2 separate regions of the Homo sapiens genome follow, and region 1 is linked to region 2. Evidence: chromatin contacts called from ENCODE Hi-C or POLR2A ChIA-PET data. All regions are on one chromosome and are shown on one strand. Each heading gives the region's core, a stretch centred on a gene start or an enhancer-like site at or near the end of the contact. The rest is flanking DNA. Distances are from core to core; before and after follow the strand shown. Region 1 holds the start of GPR141 (G protein-coupled receptor 141). Region 2 overlaps ELMO1 (engulfment and cell motility 1).

The links. A loop is a pair of places that touch in the nucleus more often than their neighbours do. ChIA-PET counts read pairs that join two places held with the same protein, here RNA polymerase II (POLR2A). Pooled maps may share reads with other maps.
Region 1: a loop to region 2 is called in a pooled map, with 2.8 times the contacts of the local background. The contact joins the promoter of GPR141 here to the enhancer-like site in region 2. A Hi-C loop is called at or near these places in 2 of 37 single-sample maps with no recorded cell type and 3 of 50 pooled maps. POLR2A ChIA-PET finds 5 or more read pairs at or near these places in 1 of 52 experiments (K562).

What each region holds. Positions count from the first base shown.
Region 1 is chr7:37,681,942-37,689,191 of GRCh38, reverse strand. GPR141 (G protein-coupled receptor 141) reads right to left here and starts at 5,426. Exons shown (of 3, transcript NM_001381946.1): 1 at 5,289-5,426; 2 at 3,609-3,732.
Region 2 is chr7:36,940,014-36,946,441 of GRCh38, reverse strand. All of the region lies in intron 16 of ELMO1 (engulfment and cell motility 1), which reads left to right. Among named protein-coding and RNA genes, the nearest start is that of MIR1200, 24 kb to the right of the region's middle. RefSeq lists an enhancer at 3,342-3,411. Within about 2 kb of position 2,666, at least 3 of the 41 ENCODE cell types and tissues checked have a DNase peak (open chromatin) inside an H3K27ac peak, as active enhancers do.

The DNA.
Region 1 (7,250 bases), core at 4,177-6,676, 740 kb before region 2:
ATCTGACATATCACATCAATAGAATGAAAGACAAAAGCCATGTAATCATCTCAATAGATTCAGAAAAAGCATTTGATAAATTTCATCATAGCTTCATAAGATTACCAGGGGCCTGAGAGAAGGAAAGAATGGGGAGTAACTGTTTAATGAGTAAAGAGTTTTAGTCTGGGATAACGAAAAACTTCTGGAAATGAGTTGTAGTCCTGGTTGCACAACAAACTGAATGTATTTAAGCCACTAAGCTATCTGGTAAAATATTTAAAATGGTAAATTTTATATACTTTACCATAATAATAATTTTTAAAAGAAAGGGGAAAAGAATTGTCTTTATGGCAGACTCTCTCTTTAGTCAAGAAAGGAAAATTTTGATAAGCCCTTTAGTGGTATTAATGGAAGGTAAGTGCTACTGGTAGTTTCAGAGATGCTTCCGACCTCCATGGACCACATTTCTATTCAATGGGCCTTCCTCTTGTCAGATGACTATGACATGAACTTGTTTTTCACATCCCTAGCTGGGGCTTAACCTGTGCGGAGAAGAACCTGAAATTGTGGAAGTGAAGGCAAGGAGGAGAGAGGACTTCTGGCCAGGAAGGATGAGTGCGTCTCAGTAGCATGGCCTCAGGCCAGGGCTAAAATGAATGATGGACACCTCCAGGAAGGGAAGTGCTGATACCTCTGGAAGGCATTCTCTAACTGTCAGTTTTATATCTCTTTTTACTACATTGTAATTTTATTTATTTATTTATTTATTTATTTTCTCAAATGGAGTTTTGCTCTTGTTGCCCAGGTTGAAGTGGAATGGTGCAATCTTGGCTCACTGCAACCTCTGCCTCCTGGGTTTAAGTGATTCTCCTGCCTCAGCCCCCTGAGTAGCTGGGATTACAGGCGTGTACCACCATGCCCCAGCCAATTTTTGTATTTTTAGTAGAGACGGGGGTTCACCATATTGGCCAGGCTGGTCTCGAACTCCTGACCTCAGGTGATCCACCCACCTCCCAAAGTGCTGGGATCACAGGCGTGAGTCACCGCGCCCAGCCTACTACATAGTAGTTTTTAAAAGTTGACACGAAGCATTCAATATAGTTCATGGGCCAGCAAAGTACATCCCATGGGCTGGCCACTCGTTTTTGTAAACACAGTTTTTATCTGATCACAGCCAAGCTTATTTATTTATGCATCGTCTGTGGTTGCATTCACATTGCAATTGTAAGTTGTATCGTTGCAACAGAGATTGTTTGGCTCACAAAATCTAAAATATTTATGATCTGGTCCTTTAAGAAAAAGTTTGCTCCAAAAATAGCTTTGTCACAGATTTAAGTTTACTTGTGTTTGAGAGGGAATGGAAGGGGTCTTGACCACGTTTTGGAGTAAAGCCTTCCAGGGAAGTGCAGGGGTCATCTGAAAATGGAGCTTGGGACAGCAGTCGAAGCGAGAGGAGTGTGTGCTACCAGTCTTGAATTTGTAGAACATGCAAGCACTGCCCAGGGAGTCTCAGAAATCCTCAGAGAGGGGACTAAGCTTCCTGCCACATCCAAGTGAGACCTTGGATCATAAGACATATTCGAGCTCCCATTCATGAAGCATGTGGTCTTTGGATTATATTTGGGACTTATCTCAATCCTTAAGGAGATCCGGGAATATGTCCTCAGTAGAACTGCTAAATGTGTGAAGAAAATGGTGCTATTTAATATAGAGTGATACTGCACAGGCTCACTGTATAATTGTATCCCAAAGCAAATAGTATATTTCTATTTCCTAACAGCTTCTGAGATGAGAGGATGACAAGAGTAGAGGTGAGAGGCACTTTTTTGAATAAGGATGTCTCAGGCATGACACCAACTATATACAAAGCTACTCAGGTTTTTCATTACCATTTCTCAACATTTTAAATCTTAAATTTCCCTAAGAAGTGAATGAATCATATACTAGATATTATAGATTGGATTTCCTTTAGTGGAATTGTTCCTGGAGTGAGAACAGAGCTACAATTTGATTGATCACAAGTTATTCCCCTGCCCTGGGTAGCTGTGGGAAATTCCCAGGAAACAGTGCTCCGACTGACATCATCAATTGGGCAGGCAGTGGAGCTCAGTCTGAACTTCTTTATCAGGGAGCAGAGTGGTGCCCTAAATTCTACCAGACTTGACTTTTGGATTTCCCAGAAAAGCTACCAGTTATGCATGATGTTCCAGCTGATACTATCTTCTACCCAGTCTCAGGACACGAGGGGCTCAGATGCTGATGGCAATGCTTTTCATTAACAAAATTTCACTCTCCACTCACGCCATCCCAGAGAGTAGGTTACTAGCAACCTTGTAAAAAGTATTTCTCTCTCCTATGTTAATTAAATTCCACAAATTTCACTCTTTTTAAAAAGTGACTTAATCATCAGGAACTGCAATATTGAGTTGGCCAATTATTTTGAAATCACAGTTACATCCAATTTTGAAAAGAGAAGCCATCTTTGGACTTAGCAACTACTGCTTTTAGACCATCTGGAGTTCCAAGCCTTCACTATCTATGGTACGTAATCTCCATGATAATACCTTCATCATTTCATTCACTTATTCACTCATATAACCATTCCAAAGATGCTGGGTACTTATTATGGGTCAAACCCTGTTCTAAAATATAAAGGTAGCAAAGGCATAGTTCCTGCCCTTAAGGAAATTATGTTTTTAGGAAACAGACTATGCTTAGATTAAGTTTGATTATGACTGTCACGAATAATAACATTGTCATTCAAAATAAGATGGGACAATAACATAATTTGGAAAATACTTTGGTATAACGTATGAACTAGCTTTGAAAACACTTTGCAAAGCAATGTCTCAGAAATCTTTGATCAATTGAAAATTGTTTTCAATGTTATTACTTTGAAAGACAGCACAGACTTGCACATATTCTAACTTCTTTAAAATATTTTTAGTCTGAGTCTGAGTCAGGAAGACTGCTTGAGCCCAGGGATTTGAGACCAGCCTTGGCAACATAGTGAGACCCCCTCTCTAAAGAAAAAAAAAAAAAAAAAAGGCAGGCAGGGTGGCTCACACCTGCACTCCCAGCTATTCGGAAGGCTGAAGTGAGAGGACCACTTGATTCCAGGAGGTGAAGGCTTCAGTGAGCTGTGATTGTGCCACTGCACTCCTGCCTTGGAGACAGAGCGAGGCCCTGTCCCAAAAATATATTTTTTAACATATTATTTAACAATATATTTAACACATTATTTTAGTCACAACATGCTACGTCTCTTATAGTGCTAGCACAATGGCTTACCCATAGTAGACACCAGTAAACATTTCACAGGCTCATTGATTTTAAATTTGGAAAGCACTTTTAGAAATTAGCTAGACCTGTGGTCCTTAACTACAATTGGATTTTGGACCACTTTGAAAATCAATCCGTGTTTTTCTTATTTAAAAAAAAAAAAAAAAAAAAAAAAGTGCTGCCAGGCACAGTGGCTCATGTTTGTTATCCCAGTACTCTGAAAAGCCAAGGCAGGAGGATCACTTGTGCCCAGGAGTTTGAGACTAACCTGGGCAACATGAGCAAGACCCTGTCTCTATTTAAAAAAAAAAATTAATTAATTAGCCAGGTGTGGTGGCAAGTACCTGTAGTCTCAGCTACTGAGGAGGCTGAGATGAAAGGATCACTTGAGCCCCGGAGGTCGATGCTGCAGTCAGTGAGCCATGATTGAGTCGCTAAACTCCAGCCTGGGCAACAGAGAGAAAGGCCCTGAAGAAAGAAAGAGAGAAAGAGAGAGAGAGATGGAGGGAGGGAGGGAGGGAAGAAGGCAGGAAGGCAGGCAGGCAGGCAGGCAGGCAGGCAGGAAGGAAGGAGGGAGGGAGAGAAACACACACACGCACAAAAGGAAGAAAAGAAAAACACACACTTACATTTTTGCATGCAATTTCAGAGGATTGGTGTATCAATCTAAAGACCATCCAGGAACTCCCTTAGCTGAGCATCTCTTATCCAGTCTACAACTTCCATTTTATAATTGTTGAAAATCATTGCTAGAAGAATAGTTGGAAAATTGTGTCACCTAAGCCAAAGCTGGCTCACTTCTTGTTTTTATACAGCCTGTGAGCTACGAATGGTTTTTATAGTTTTAAATGGTTATGTAAGTACCAATATATTAGCCTCAGTTCTACCTCTTGGCTTGCAAAGCCTAAAATATTTACTATCAAGGCTTTTGTAGAAAAAGTTTGCCAACCCCTGGTCTGGAATCCTTAGACAATATTCCCCCAAATTATGCAGCCAATTACTAGAAAACAGAGGACTAGAATTCACACCACCTGATTCCTCATCCATTGGTCTTCCCATTACTTCTATTGACTGATTAAAATCCTAATTAACTGATTTAAACCCAATAAAACAGAAAACAAAGACATGTAATTCTGGAGTACTTAATAAGTAATTTCTCAGATAAGTAATTGTGCAGTTATGTAGAACGCTGAAGTCCAGAGAATTAAGTGACCTATCAAAAGTCATATAACAAATTTGTAAAAGAAACAAAATTAAATGCCTATATTCAGGTTAGGCATTACTGACTTATTGTTTAAAAACTTTGCATTATATTTCATTCCACATATTTGAAAAATATTACTTCTTGGAAGTAGAAAATACTGGTATAGAAAGTATTTTACTTAAAGTAAAATTATTTGAACAGATGTTGTTCTTTTTATTTATCTTATTTAAGAAGTTATTTTCAGATCCTTCCTGTTAAGTAGTACTTTAAAAGTGGGATGGAAAGAATTATAATTACCATTATTTCACATGTTATTTTGAATATACTTCTTTTAGAAATTTCTAAGTACTTGATTGCTTACAGATTGTTTCCTTCTATTGACTAGGGCTGCCTGAATAGTTTCAAACTCTATCTGAAAATAATGCAGTAATAGAGTTAAAGGATTTTCATAACAAAAGGAAATTAAGACATCACTTAAAAGATAAGCATTTGAATAATTATACACAAATTCAATAGTGCCAACTGCTCTAAAAAATTCTATGATATGTTTAGCTGGTTTTTTGACAGAGAGATTCTGAAATCATTTTTGTTCACATTTACCCATAAATATTAGGTTTTACTTTCAGAGCAGCATATCCTAAGCAGTAAGAATAGAACAATTCTTTCTATAAAGGAGGAGTTGTGGTCAGAGAATAAGCTTGCTTTTTAGAGCAGAACCATTTGAAGATTCTGAATTAGGACTATGCCAACAAATTAAGTGTGCTTTATTTCTATAGCACTTTCATTCATGTCTCCCCAAACCTAAGTCATCTGCACTTACCTTGAAAATCCAGATTTCTCAGTGATGGCTACAGAGATGGGCCACATGTCTGCCTTCCAAATAGGATTCTGTTTCAACAGCAGGGCAGCTGGGTCATTTCCATGCTCTGCATGCATTTGCAAAGGCTCTGGACAGCTCACCAAGCAAAAGGAAGTGAATGTGTTCTAAGTTCCTCAGAATGTCAACAGACCATAAAACCTCAAAACCATTTGAAACACAATAGTCTTGAAAAACCAAGCTCTTAAACATGAGTAGTCCAGGTTGCAAACTACAGAGAGGCCAATTGTCAAGAAATATTTATGAAGGATTGATGACTACGATGAATCAAGTTTTTAAAATGTTCTTCAAACTAAATTTTGTAGAGAATGGGGAACAAAGTGGTATTATCAAAAACAAAAAGGGAAGGTAAACTGTGTATTGTTCTTCTGGTGAAGGAATATGTGTAATATTTCCTTTCAGTAAGGAGAAAATTTCCAGAGTTGCTCTATACCTCACTGGTAACTTAGGGCTCCCACTTTTATAATTGTGTTAATTAGCTGTCACTGATAAATGGCATTGACTGGGATATGGCACTATAATTATGTCATTTAATTAGAATTAAGAGAGAAAATATTTAAAATCAGAGTGTGCTATAGGGGCAGGGGAGGGGAGTAAATCGTCACAGCTTAACTTTTTAGACTGTCAACATTATCTCCAGAAGAAGCTGCCCATACAGTCATAGAGATGCACTGCAAGTATTGAGAAAAAAAAACATCAGTTCCTCAAACTGCTTGAACTTTCCTACCATTTGATGACCACTCTATAAATTAGGATTTTATAAACTTTCTAATTATGTAAATCGGTGGTCCCCAACCTTTTTTGGCACCAGGGAAAGGTTTCATGGAAGACAATTTTTCCACAGACAGGGGTGGGGATGTTTTCTGGATGATTCAAGCACATTACATTTATTGCGCACTTTATTTCAATTGTTATTACATGATAATATATAATGAAATAATTATACAACTCATCATAATGTAGAATCAGTGGAAGCCCTGAGGTTGTTTTTCTGCAACTAGATGGTCCCATTTGGGGGTGATGGAAGACAATGATAGATCATCAGACATTAGATTCTCATAAGGAACACTGCAACCTAGATCCCTAGCATGGACAATTCAACAATAAGGTTCATGCTCCCATGAGAATCTAATGCCGCTGCTGATCTAACAGGAGGTGGAGCTCAGGCAGTAATGCAAGTGATGGGGAGCAGCTGTAAATATAGACGAAACTTTGCTGGCCCACTCGTGCACTGCTCCGCTCCTTCTGTACAGCCCAGTTCCTAACAGGCCACGAACCACTGCTGGTCTGTGGCCCAGGGGTTGAGAACTCCTGATGTAGACAGCATGTTAATATTATATAGAAATTGGTCAATTAAAAAGTACTAATTTATTAAATATCAACATTTTCAACATTCCCCTATTTTTAAAATCCATTGTGACATTTCACTATTTCAAAAAGAAATTTTAAAAGGCATCAAAATGATACTGGCCCTGGGTTCTTTCTATTTTAAGGTCCCTAAGTAGAATGATAACTTTGGTAATTTGGGGTGATTCCTGGTATTCTTTACAGTGCTAAAACACTCATTATTTTAGGCGAAATTTTTGCAGTTCTGTTTTCATCAGTATTCACATTTCTTACTCCAAACATAATGTTCTAAGTGCTTCCAACTTTGTTTCTTAGTTTGAAGAGAAGGCCTCTGCATCAGGAAACTCTTCAATTTCAGCAGATGTGCGTTCTTTCTGCCATATGAGTTAAAATGCTATCTGCTTCAAAATAACTCATGCTAGAGATATTTCAAGCTTTATTAGTTGTAGAGAAGATTGTTGCTGACAAACCCTCCTGCTGAGAGCAGCTTACAAAAATGAACAGAATGCAAAACCTATAAGTTTGAAGGCTTCAGAAAGCTGCCCAGGCAATGACACC
Region 2 (6,428 bases), core at 1,417-3,916:
TTGTCTTCATAGCATAGCATGAGGGTCCAGTGGCCACTTGGGCAACAGATGCACTTACCCTGTAACCATGAATACCACTCATTCTCTCACTTACTGGGAGGGGACTGTAGTCCTCATAGCTGCCCCCAGTCTCCCTTTCTAGTGATGGAAATTTCCTTTATTGACAGGGAAACAGCAGGCTAATGGCACAGATGAAATGTAAATTTTGACAGCCCCGACAGGTAAATATTGGCTTTGCACAAACAAGTTTCTATAAATAACCTGTCTGCTGCAGAAACGCCACAGATGGCAGCAGGGCTGCCCAAGTGTTGATTTTTCCCAGGGTGCTTGGTGCAGAAAAGCACAGCTGTCAGCTTTGCTGTTCCTGTTCCCAGCTCAGGCTACCTCTGCTGTGCCTGCAGACTGTCCACGTCCCATCCTCCTTTGGCAGGAGAGGCAGGGACAGGTGGAGATCAGTCATTTCAATAACCTACCTCCGATGCCTTTCATTCCAGGATTCCAAAGGAGTTTCTTAAAAATGTCACTTCCTTGGGTTCTACAGTCCAAAGTGGGAATCTGTCTGATCTGGGGATGTGTTCGCCCCTTTTAATTAAAGTTGGTCCAGTTGAAAAGAAAATTGGATGGAGTGAGATACAGTCACTCTAGACTGTGTGCCACATGGCCCTGTTGCTAAAAATAGTACCGTCAAGGACTCTGGGCAGTATGTCAGGCTATTATGTTAGCAGGCATGGACTCTGACTTAAGGGGAATGTGAGGGGTATGGAGCCACAGCAAGTCATCTCACTGGGGAAATTTGCCCGATTTAACCCCATCCAGGGAGCTAAGGGAAACACAGTGAGCCACTATTGGAAAAACAGAGGCATTCTTATTTTTCAACTATGCAACTAAGAGCCCATAACTCTAATAAAGCTGATTGAGGTAATGACATTCTAAATGATCGTTCTAGGGATTCCCGGAAAGCTTCGTGCTAAGTTAAATGCCCGTCACTGAGGCTGGGCTCCGGTTTGGGGTATGCCTGTACCTCCCTCCTTCCCTCCCTAATGTTTATTTTCTGCTCCAACTTCTTTCCTTAGGCTCATTGACTTAGTGCATTTGTATTGTAAGCCCTTTCAAAACCCTTGTGAAAGTAGAAAAGGAAGAAACCATATAAAAGTGAGTCAGAGGATTCTAGAAGGTACCTAAGATAGCAATAGTAACTTAAAAACTTATTTTATATCCTACAAAGGCTTTGAGAAAATGTATGACAATAATGGACCTTGTGCAATTAAACAATCATAATTGAAAATTAGGAAGAAAACAATGTTGAGAACTGGAATAGGAAATCACCTGTGAATAATGAAGTAATGATGGTACCACACCCAGAGCAAACTTGTGGCGTTTTCTTTAGCCTTATCCCCGGAGAGTAGAGCAAAGCTGCCGTGAGTCAGCAGGCGTTGGAAAGGACAGCAAATACACTTGCTATTGCCCTGGGTTCGCAGAGTGAATTCAGGACCCTTTATTCCCACTTCAAGGCAACCAGTCACTGCTAGCATAGGCTCCTTTGCTTTTCTGGTGGGGCAGCCCCTTCTAGCTCTAATTCTACATTAAGAAGGTGTACTAGTGTTTTAGAGCTTTGGGCCTTTTCTCCCAAATCTTGTCTCCATGTATGAGGGCCTATGTTTTCACTAAGGGCTGGGAACACTTCCTAGGCTGGGCTACATCCACTCCATTGTGCTTCCCAATTACTTTCTATACAACTGGCTTCCAGCAGGCAACAAATCAATGTCTGTGAAGTCCCGTTGACTTCAAGGAGCTCCGGTCATCAGAGAAACTGATCTCCTCATTGGGGAAGAGACCAGTGACATGCTTCATGAGTAAAATTACAGCTTGATATTCACCAGTAGAACTTAGCAAGATGCTCAGCAGAGAAAATAATGAATCATCTTTTGCTAAGCCTGTGAGAAGGATAGAAAATATTATACGGGAGGTCCCAGGAGTAGAGTGAAAATCATGTGGGCTTTGAAATCAAGCAGACTTTAGTTTGAATCGTGCACTCCTTCGTGTGAGCTGGTGGACTTTGGTCAAGTTTGAGTCTCTTTGAATCTCAACTTCTCCATTTTAAAAATACAGATGGTGATAATTGGATTCTCAGGATTGTCGTGCCCAAGAAGCAGCCTAGTGTCAGGTGGCAAGCAGGGATTCTGGAGCCACATTGCCAAGTTCAGATTCCTGCTCTGACATTTACTAGCTGAGTCATCTGCAGCAAATTACTTAGCCTTTCTATGTTCATGTCCTTATGTTTAAAATAGGGAAAGTTGCCATGAGGAATAGTTAATCTATGTAACGTTCTAAGATCACTGTGAAGCACATAAGAGCTGCATGTGTTCTTGTGGCAATACCAGGTGGCATTGAGCAGAGATGCCCCACCTGTGGTACTCCCCACCTCCATCTTGCTCTCTTACTCTCCCTGTTCTTTTCTTGATCATTTTTATGTTTCCTGATCATTTTTTAAATGTGAAACCAGCCCTATTGTTGTGATTTTCCTAAAGGATTGTGCAGACCCTGTCTAGTGTATATCCACCCTCAGAGCAGAAGTTAGCATGACTTTCATGGAAAGCCAGGAAGGGAGCTCTCGAGGAAAAAGATGAGTGTTGTTATTCAGAACTGGGGTTAAGGTTTCATTTCCTTTTTGTTATGAAAATATGTTCTGCAATTGAAAACAAAAGTGCAAAGCGTTCTGAAAACTAAAAGTAATATACATGTTTCTTGAGTAAGGAGTGAATGAACTATTTAGAGGCATATAATACACTTCACTTATTCGAAGCATTAAATATTCCAGTTACTCATTCATTCAAACTTTCTTACGTAGCAGTTGTACATGGTTCTATGCCAGATTCTGGGGATAGAAATAGGAACAGGACAGTCCTTATCCCCCAAAACTCCAATCAAATTGTCTATGAATGAAATTGGTGATCAAGCAGTTGAACAAAGAGCCTCTCATGACTGAAGATCTAAAATGCCAACAGAGAGCACAGAGACAAGGAGAGGCCAGTGGCCCTTTTGTTAGGATGAGTGTGGCAGCTTAGCTGAGGCAGAGCTTACAAAAGGTAGGGGAAAGGGAAGACTGGATTTATATAAACACCGTGTTACTCTGAATTTTTTACGCATAAAAGAAAAGGTATTGTTGACAGTCACAGAACTGCATAACCATAGTAGATAAGGGATACTGAACGTACACAGTGGAAGGACTTTAATGAATGTGTCGCCTGCTCATTTGCATGTTCACCCACCTCGACCCGCTGCAGTGGCCAGCGTTGTCCCCAGTGTACAGATGTGGGAACTGGAGCTCAAAGGGAATGAGGCAGTAGCCCTCACCATGAGCACCTCTGAGGTAGGACCCAGGTTCCGCAGGTAGTCTGTGTCACACTGAACTGTCCCACATGCCAGCCTGCCGTGACCATGATCTGAAGGTGGCTGGTCATGGTGATTTTTGCTGCATGAGAATTCTGGAAGCTGTCAGTGGCGTGCTGTCAGGACTGCCTTTTTCCTTCCAGATCCTTGGACATCTTTTCTTCTCTTTCCTGCGAGCATCTTATCAGTTACTGAGAAAGGCCTTTCTGTACTGTGTATTCATTTTCTTGGGAAGTGTTCATTATAAGTGTAGATTTTTTACAGAGCCTAAAAAATTTCCTGGCTAGGGCACTAAATCTAATTAGCATGCAAAGCTGTGTATGATCTCATGTTATCATTCCTTCAAGCCAGAACACAGTGAACCCACCATCAAAGCAAGTGCTTTCTTAAAGGTAAACTATGCCATTTGTCCAGATTTATTCCCTCTCCATGCAAATCTATGGTTTTTATGTGACTAAAGATAATCTGTTGTCTACGCCAAAGAAAACGTCCTCTTCATTTCCCTCCTGAAATCCCCATCCATGTCATAAGCCTCCTCAGAGGGTGGCAGCACCCACCTGTCTCCTGAGACAGAGAAAATGTTGCTTTTAAGCCTCACTACAATTTGAGGGTTGTCACTTGTAATTACTTTATATTTCTATTTTAAGCATTGTTGACATGCTCTGGTAAATCATTTTGTTTTTCTAGATATAGCTGAGGGATCTTAGAAGTAAGTAATGTGCAGCTGCGCTTCCTGATAGAAGAGGAAAGACGTTCTAGATATGGCAGAGAGGGGGATGCCTCCTTAGTGAGTCAGGGTTGGGTGCCTCCCAGTGGCCTTTACTATTCTTTGATCCACATCCGCCAGGTTGTGAAGCAGCTACCTGGAGGTCTGGACTGACAGGGGAGTGCTTTGGACTATTGTACCTTGAAAAAAATTGTCTGTGTATAGCCATTGGTGAAATGATGATTGTATAGTCCATTGGTTTTATGTAAATTACAAATTAATGTTAACCTCTACCTCTAAAACTCTTGCTCCCTGGAAATCATTCAGCACGAAGCTAAGGTGATGCTAGCTTACTAACACGATTTCAAATCCAAGGCACCTGGGGTGGAGTAAGCAGAAAGGCTTAGGAAGCAGAATTCAAGTCCTGCCACTTCCCAGGTGTGTGATCTGAGGCAAATTGATTTACATCTCTGAGCATCAGTTTGCTCATCTGTGAAACCAGAGGAATGAGGCCCCCCTCTCAGGATGTTTTGTAGAGTGAATGCAGTATCTTCCAAATGGAGAAGATGAGTTCAATCCTTTGAAAGTACATGTTTGGCCATTTGCCCAGGACTGGTCACAAGACTGAAGCCATGGAACTTCTTCCTAGAGATCCAAATTATTAGGTTTGGCATTCTATTCTAATGGCCCTTTAGCAATGCCATGTCAAATGCTCAAAGTGACAATTTCTAAAGGGAACTGAGAAATTCATAGGTGTTATGCTAGGAGATAAAAGGCCTCACATGACCAAATGTTTGTGAAATGCTAGGTTTAAGAAGGTGAACAGATTTAACTTGTAGATGTTAATATGTTTGTAGATAAGAGATGGAGTTTCTCAAAACATTACATCATAGAATCCTTTCCTTTATCTCATACTCCCTTTCTTTCTTCTGCCCCACCCAACACATCGTGGAACCTGTGTAACCCAGAGCTTACTCTGAAAAACACTGATCTAAGGAATTCCAAAGTTAGTGTTCTCAGCTCTTGACACCTGTGCTAGCAGAAAGGCACATTGTCGTAGATAATGCAAATACCAAACACTATATAAAAAGCAAATCTGTGACTTCTGAATATACCTTATAGTAAGTGAAGGTGATTGATTCGAGCACTAGGCTTTTATTCTACATGTTTTTTATTTAGCTGAAATTTCAGAAATCAATTTATTCTTTTAGAGCCAATCTGGATAAGAAGTGATGGAATTTATCCAAAGAATGTAATACATAATTGGAAACAAACTTGGAATTTCATTTACATTATTTAGGCATATTTCATAAAATGCAGAGCTGAGAGCCGATGCTATCTCCTTCATGAACCTTCTCTAGATTTCCCAGCTATAAGTTATCTTTTCCTTCTCCAGACCAGTTATCACACTATCTGTGCCTCTCTTGTGCATTTATAACTTTCCTAACTATATAAATCTTCCTTTATAACTGTCGCTGTTAATGCAAGAGCTAATTGTGTGCATGGCTTGTCTCCCCTGCTGATGAAGAAACTCTTGTTGTAGAGTCCCCCAGTGCCTAGCAGAGAGCCTGCACATGCTAGACACTCAAATGTTTGACTTGGTGAGAGTTTCTTTTATTTCCCTAAGATTGTTAATTTGTCATTATTATTGTTACTAATAGTTGTCAATTAACTAATATTTCATGAACATCTATGTGCTAGGCAATTTGCATTGATTACTATACTCAATATTCACAACAGAACTCTGAAGTAGATACATGTCCCCTCCAAAAAGAAACTGAGGCTTTAAGAATTTATAAGTATCTTGCCCAGTATCAGAACTAATATTCTAAACTACAATTGTATCTTGCCCAAGCCTGTGCTTTAAATCACTAAATTACCCTCTTAAGGGCTAAAGAATATACAAATACCTGCAACCCAAAAGGGCAGCCTCAGAGGAGCTTTGGTAGTTCCCTATTCTCCTTAAGTCCCACTGTAGAAATAATCACCCCTAGGAATGAAAGACTTGAATACTACTACTCACTTGCTTTCTCACATACAGTGTGAGTGTAGAAGGCTCTCCTTGGCCTATTCTATCTAAGGTTGCTTTCACCAGATTTGCCCCAGTGTGACTGTAAGCCCTTGTTAAGCTTGGGTTAATTGCCAATTTAGGCAAGGTTCTCATTTAGAAAGTCCCTTCAGGGAAAGCAGCCTCAGAACTAGGAGATGGTTGTCTATTTACTCTTCACTCACCCAGCTGCTAATGGGGTTAGGGGAATGGCAACAACATATGCCACTCCAGATTCTTCCCGTTTACAAAGTCTTGATCATTTCCACACCCAAAATCCTGTCA